Regions from separate parts of the Homo sapiens genome. Here region 1 is linked to region 2. Evidence: chromatin loops called from intact Hi-C (ENCODE). Cell type or tissue: heart left ventricle. All regions are shown on one strand. Links, peaks and the distances in the headings refer to the core of each region. The heading gives the core; the rest is flanking DNA. Region 1 overlaps ARHGAP26 (Rho GTPase activating protein 26). Region 2 overlaps ARHGAP26 (Rho GTPase activating protein 26).

What was found. Peaks named below come from ENCODE experiments on the same cell type or tissue, not always from the same donor. Only the 100,000 strongest peaks of a DNase experiment are listed, where the experiment ranks them.
Region 1: a loop joins it to region 2, with 2.5 times the contacts of the local background. A loop is called at or near these places in 10 of 110 quality-filtered maps.

What each region holds. Positions count from the first base shown.
Region 1 is chr5:142,933,659-142,936,576 of GRCh38, reverse strand. All of the region lies in intron 11 of ARHGAP26 (Rho GTPase activating protein 26), which reads right to left. Among named protein-coding and RNA genes, the nearest start is that of ARHGAP26-AS1, 66 kb to the right of the region's middle. In heart left ventricle, for the core only: no CTCF peak of the experiment used is centred there; no DNase peak of the experiment used is centred there; H3K27ac peaks cover 587 bases.
Region 2 is chr5:143,213,375-143,216,292 of GRCh38, reverse strand. ARHGAP26 (Rho GTPase activating protein 26) reads right to left here. Exons shown (of 23, transcript NM_001135608.3): 22 at 2,205-2,296. LOC124901099 (a long non-coding RNA gene) reads left to right here. Exons shown (of 2, transcript XR_007058981.1): 2 at 1,694-1,856. Among named protein-coding and RNA genes, the nearest start is that of ARHGAP26-IT1, 22 kb to the right of the region's middle. RefSeq lists enhancers at 783-1,331, 1,332-1,880, 2,460-2,509. In heart left ventricle, for the core only: no CTCF peak of the experiment used is centred there; no DNase peak of the experiment used is centred there; H3K27ac peaks cover 444 bases.

The DNA.
Region 1 (2,918 bases), core at 253-2,752, 280 kb after region 2:
TAAAATTGTTTTATCTATTTTGGTTTCTGTGCCTTTATATATAAATTTTAGAACAAGCTTGTCTGTATCTATAAGAAATCTTGCTGTGATTCTAATAGGAATTGCATTAAACCTATAATCACTTTGGGGAGAATTGACATCTTTACTATGTTGATTTTTCCAACCCATTAATGTCTCTCCATTTACTCAGATCCTCTTTAGTTTCTTTCAGCAGCAGTTTGTAATTTCCAACACACAGGCCCTCTACATGCTTAATTAGATTTATACCTAGTCACTTCATTTTTGGGGAGACTGACTATCAATGGTGTTACACTTTTGACTTTGATCACCATATGATTATGGCTAATCTACAGAAATATGATTGATTTTGTGCATATGTCTATCTTGTATCCTGTGACCTTGCTGAACTCACCTACTAATTATAGAAGGGGTGTGTGTGTGTGTGTGTGTGTGTGTGTGTGTGTGTGTTCCTTGGGATTTTCTACATAGACAATTGTGTTATCTGAAAGTGGGGGCAGTTGTATACCTTTCTTTCCACTCTGTATGCCTGTTATATTAATTTCTTGCCCTACTGCACTGACTAGGACTTCCAGTCCTCTGCTGAGTAAGAGTGGTGACAGCAAACACCCTCAACTTGTTCCTAGTCTTAGAGGGAAAGCATTCAGTCTTTTACCCTAATTATGATGTTAGCGGTAAACTTGGCATTTCCCCCCTTGGCCAAGTTTCAAAGAGGAAGTTTTCTGAACATAAAATTTAAAGGAACATACATCTGAGAGTAAGTAGAAACTGTGCTGCTTTTCTTGACTAGTGTCTACCTCCTTCCCTCATACAACAATGCTTTTTCTCTCAGAGGAAGATGACCTTCTGCCATCATTTATACAGCTCCAGTGCAATGGGCACATGAGTAAGTTCTGGTCAATTCATCCATCCTAGCCTCTGGACCAAGTAGTTAGTCCAATAAAATCCAATTAAAGAACTTTCTTGGAATGATTACATAAAAGCTCTCTTTCCACTAGACTTACAGATCAGGGATCAACAAACTATGTATGGCCCATGACCCAAATCAAGCCAGCCATCTGTTTTTGTAAATAATAAAGTTTTACTGAAGCAAGGCTATACCTATTCATTTACATATTGTCCATGGCAGCTTTTTAGCCACAGCAGCAAAGTTAGTAGCTGCAATCGCGACCACATGGCCCACAAAGCCTGAAATACTATCTGGCCCATTACAGAAAAAGGTTACTGACCCATGTTTTTAATAATAAGATGTAAGCTTGGAATGAATAGTAAGGAAGCATCTCACCACTCTGAAAAGAACGTGTTGGAAAATGAAGCCAATACAAAAGAGGAAACCAACTCCAAATATTATGTAAGTTCCCAGATTCGGATGAGCCACAGACTATTAGACTCCAGTATTTTTCAGTTATGTAACCCAATAAATCCAGCTTTTCTTCAAGTTTGAATTGAGTTTCCCACATTTGAATTAAAATAATTCAAATTTACTACGTAGATAAAATCCATAATGCTTATTGTAGGAAGACAATTCTAATTTCTTCCTCCATTATATGTCCATCGACACCATAAAGACATTCAACATTTCTTTAGACTAGGATATGACTGTGTATTAAAAAAGTATGATTTAATGCTAAAACTAAATTTAACATTTAAAAATGAAATGTTGCAAAATCAACTGATTTGGGACTCATTTAGTTTTTCTTTGTTTTTCAACCAACCATCCTAAGGTATTATTGGACAATGAAAGAACAAAAAGAACAGAAACTAAAATTAACCCCCTCCAAAAAAAAAAAAAATCCACCAACACCAAATAATCCATCAAAGAACAACTGAGATAGAAGTATAAAACAGGAAATAGTTGCCACTATAACAGCTCCCTGAAATAAGGCAACGACACTAACACCGACTAGAGAAAGAGCTAACTAGAGAAATCCAAAGCTCCCACGGGGACAGATTTAACTCATTAGGGAGATGGTGATTAAAGCTGGAGCTGCTAATTGTCTACTGGACATATATCTCTAGTAATGTCCCCTAGAGGCTTTCAGCAATGGGAGACAAAATTAAGCCTAGTATTACTGTCAATTACACAGACATCATTTGTCTATATTTATCTCTCTCTTTAGGAAACTAAAAAGCACACAGAAGTGTGGTTTTCAGTGCAAGCTATATGTTCCTGTGAGGAAATAATTTTATATCATGTTTAGAAACAAAATTATTTTGTGTTTAAACTTGTTTTCATTTGTACATTCTGGAGCAAGAAGATGTTTCTTTCAACAGCACACTTTCCATCTGCAGAGGCCAGATGTTAATCTACAGGAAAACTGAAGTGGTTAGTAAGAAGACCAATTATACGCAGACAGAGAACAAATATCTAAGTGGTGGGGAGAGAGGATGGGGAGACTTAAAATGGAATTAATTGGTGAGGCAGTTTTAGAACTCCAGCTTATTGGAGGCAGGGGGAGAGACAGTAGTGGGTTTGGGTTTTTTTGTTGTTGTAATTTGGCTTTTTTTTGCCCATACCAAGAATAGAATCCCATACAGGATTGTTCTTCCTGGGCACTTCCTCCCCTATGAGTTGAAGAATCATTCAAGGGAGTGAGTGAAAGTACTGTAAAAATGAACTGAGAATTTTTCGAAGGCAATTTTAAATTTTATCTCCATTAAAGATGAAAACCAAATATGTCTAGGATTAGACATGGGTCAAATTCTAGCTTTGCCACTAGGATGGAGACTGCCAACTATTCACAGTATCCTTTCTCCTCTTCTTCTTTGAAGTAATAACATGTCCAGGGTCCTGGCAGGGCCCATGACTGCCTATGTACAGCCTAGGTTTCCCAGCCTGCTTTGCAGGTAGATATGGCTGTACCATTATGTTTGAGCCAATGGAAGTGACATGTGCATCT
Region 2 (2,918 bases), core at 142-2,641:
GAGAAGATGTGTCAGGCGGCCAGTGGAAGTGCCCAGGTGAGAGGTGGAGGTGCCCGGAGCTTCGGTGTGGCAGTGAAGATGGCTGTGGAAGCTGAAGGACACTCTGCTGGGGAAAAAAAGGACTTGGCAGTTAACAATCATCCAGGCTTCTCTTCCTTTTTCCCCCTTTATGCTTAACTATTTAAGCTACTGCAGAAAGACTTAAAAATGAAAGAAGGTAGGAACATAAAATGGTAAAATGGTGCAACTTCTTTGTGAAACAGTTCGGCATTTCCTCAAACACTTAAACACGGAATTAATATGACCCTGCAATCCCACTCCTAGGTATATCCCCAAGAGAACTGGAAACCTACGCCCTCACAAAAACCTACACACATGTTCACAGCAGCATTATTCAAGCAGCCAAAAAGAGGAAACAACGTGCCCATCTACTGATGAATAAGCTTACATAAAATGTGCTATATCCATACCATCGCACATAAAAAGGAAGAAGGTTCTGACATGCTACAATGTGGATGAACCTTGAAAACATTATGCAAACTAAAGAATCCAGTTTCAAAGATCACATACTATATAATTCCATTTGTATGAAATGTCCGGAGCAGGCAAATCTAGAGAGACAAAGTAGAAGAGTGGTTGCCTTGGGCTGGATGGAAATGGGTTGTGGTAAGTGGGGCATGACTGCTAAAAGGTATGGGGTTTCTTTTGGGGGTGATGAAAATATTCTGGAATTATATAGTGGCAATGGTTGCACAACTCTGAATATACTAAAAACCATTGAATTGTACATTTTAAATGGGTAAATTGTATGTTGTATGGCTATCTTAATAAACCGTTAAAAAATGGAAGAAGGCTGCACTCACCAAAAGGAATCAAAAAGAAGACAGAAGCATATACATAACTTTTGATAGTTTAAAACAATTCTGCCCCTGAGATCAGGAGTCCTTTGTGTTGTCAGAGGGAATGGTTGTTAGAAACATGATGATCCCCTGCCCATATGAGCAGTGAATTGGGACTTAGAGGACAGACCTTTAAGCCCTGGATTCACCTGTCAATGTAGGAATCTCTCAAATCCTGCTCTTCTATAGGCAGAAGCCCCTTCCTTGCTGACAAAGCAGGGGGGCAGAAGCCCAAGCAACGCAGCCCATTCTGGTTTGTCTTCTGCAAGGGCCGTGTCATGTTACGGCAGGGCCAGGACTCCGCCGCCTGGGCCTGTGTGGGGGACACTCACCAGTGAAATGGCTTTGGACAGCCTTCAGCAGACCCACTGCACCTGCAGTCTGCTGGGGCCTGCAAGCACCAGCTGTGGACAGGAGAGGTGGCTGGGCTGGCTGTTCGTGCATTTTGATTTATAAAGGGCCTAGATGAAAGTTAATGGAGCAAAGGCTTAAGGACAGTGCTTGAGGCTTTGAGAACGATAAAAGGGAATGCAGACTCAGACGCCCACATGCAGTTCTGGGGTAATCCCTCCCACTCCTGCTGACCCAGAAGGCCAAGGGTTGAGTGTGACCTGGGAGAGACCCTCATGTTCTGTGCCTTGTTCCCCCTTTTGTCTACCTGTACCTGATGGATATCTCTGCTATGCTGAATGCAGGGGCTGGGCACACACAATGGCAGCCCCTGTGGACGTGACTACAGTCAAGGGCTGGTCCCCAGGAACTCATCTCTGCTCTGGCCTGGAATGTGTTTACAGATGCAGCCAGGACCCACGGAATCAGGTGCAGCACCCACTGCCCAGACAAAAGTGAGGAAAAACTGTCACTGTGAACTATGAGAGCATCAGGGCCTTTTTCGAAGATGGATACAATGATGATGATGGTTTTAATAATAAAAATATTAATTTAGTGAATGCTTAATACATGTTGAGTACCATTTTAAACATGTGATGTGTATGATCTCTTAAAGCCACTTCCAGGTCCTGGGCTGGGTCTTTTGCAGGCACAATCTCATTTACAGTGGTAACAACTCAACATGGAGCTGATTACACTAGTCCACTCTTCACAATGTCTCCGGAAGTCCTGCTGCTGCTATTTTATTTTGGGAAAAGACACAGAAACCAACACACACAGACGCACACACACTTTTTTTCTTACCCATTGTATTGAGATTTTCCCTCGGGAGGAGCTTTGAAAATGCCAGTTATTTATGTGCTCCCCTTGCCCCCGCCCCCCGCCCATATCTTTGTGAGGGGATGAGAAACTCACCGTTATCGAAGACCGTGCCTGCTGTGAACGAAAGTTCTGAGTCATGTTCAGCTTTGCAGGCATACAAGGCTTTTGCCTTCCGGAACGGTGTGCTGTGTGAAAACAGGAGTTTATTTAACATTTTTGAAAAAACCCTTAGAAAGCCCCAGACATTTCATCTCTCTTCTTCCCTTTCCCTGTAAGCTACCTAGTCCCCTCTCGTGGGAAGTGCCTGGCAAGGCAGCCAGATGGCAAGACATGAGGTGGGAAAGCTGCAAAGATCACAGGAGAAAAATGAGAAATATTCAGAGAAAAGCCATAAGCTTCAAGAAACTACACTTTTTGTGGGGTCACCTTGTGCCATGTTAAAACTTTACCTGGGAGTTACAACAGCCAAACAGCGGGAGGGCAGGCTGGGCCCCATTTTTGGAGCAGGAGTGCCTTGGGGGAAGGGAGGGAAGCAGGGGCAGGAAAGAAGTTCCAAGCTGCTCTGGGGAACACACTCCCAACAGAACCTGTTGAAAGCTGGCAATGCTCAGTGAGTCAAAAAGAAGAAATTCCAGCAAAGCCAAGTTTCAGTTCCAGGCCACGGGCGGACATGAGCTCTCCCAGATGTTCCTGATTTCTTACTAGACTGGGTCTTGCTGGTGAGACAGGATTCCAGAGCTGGAGCTCTCCAACCCCCAGGGGAGGGAATAGACAAGGTGCATGAGGGCAATTACACATGTGTGTGCA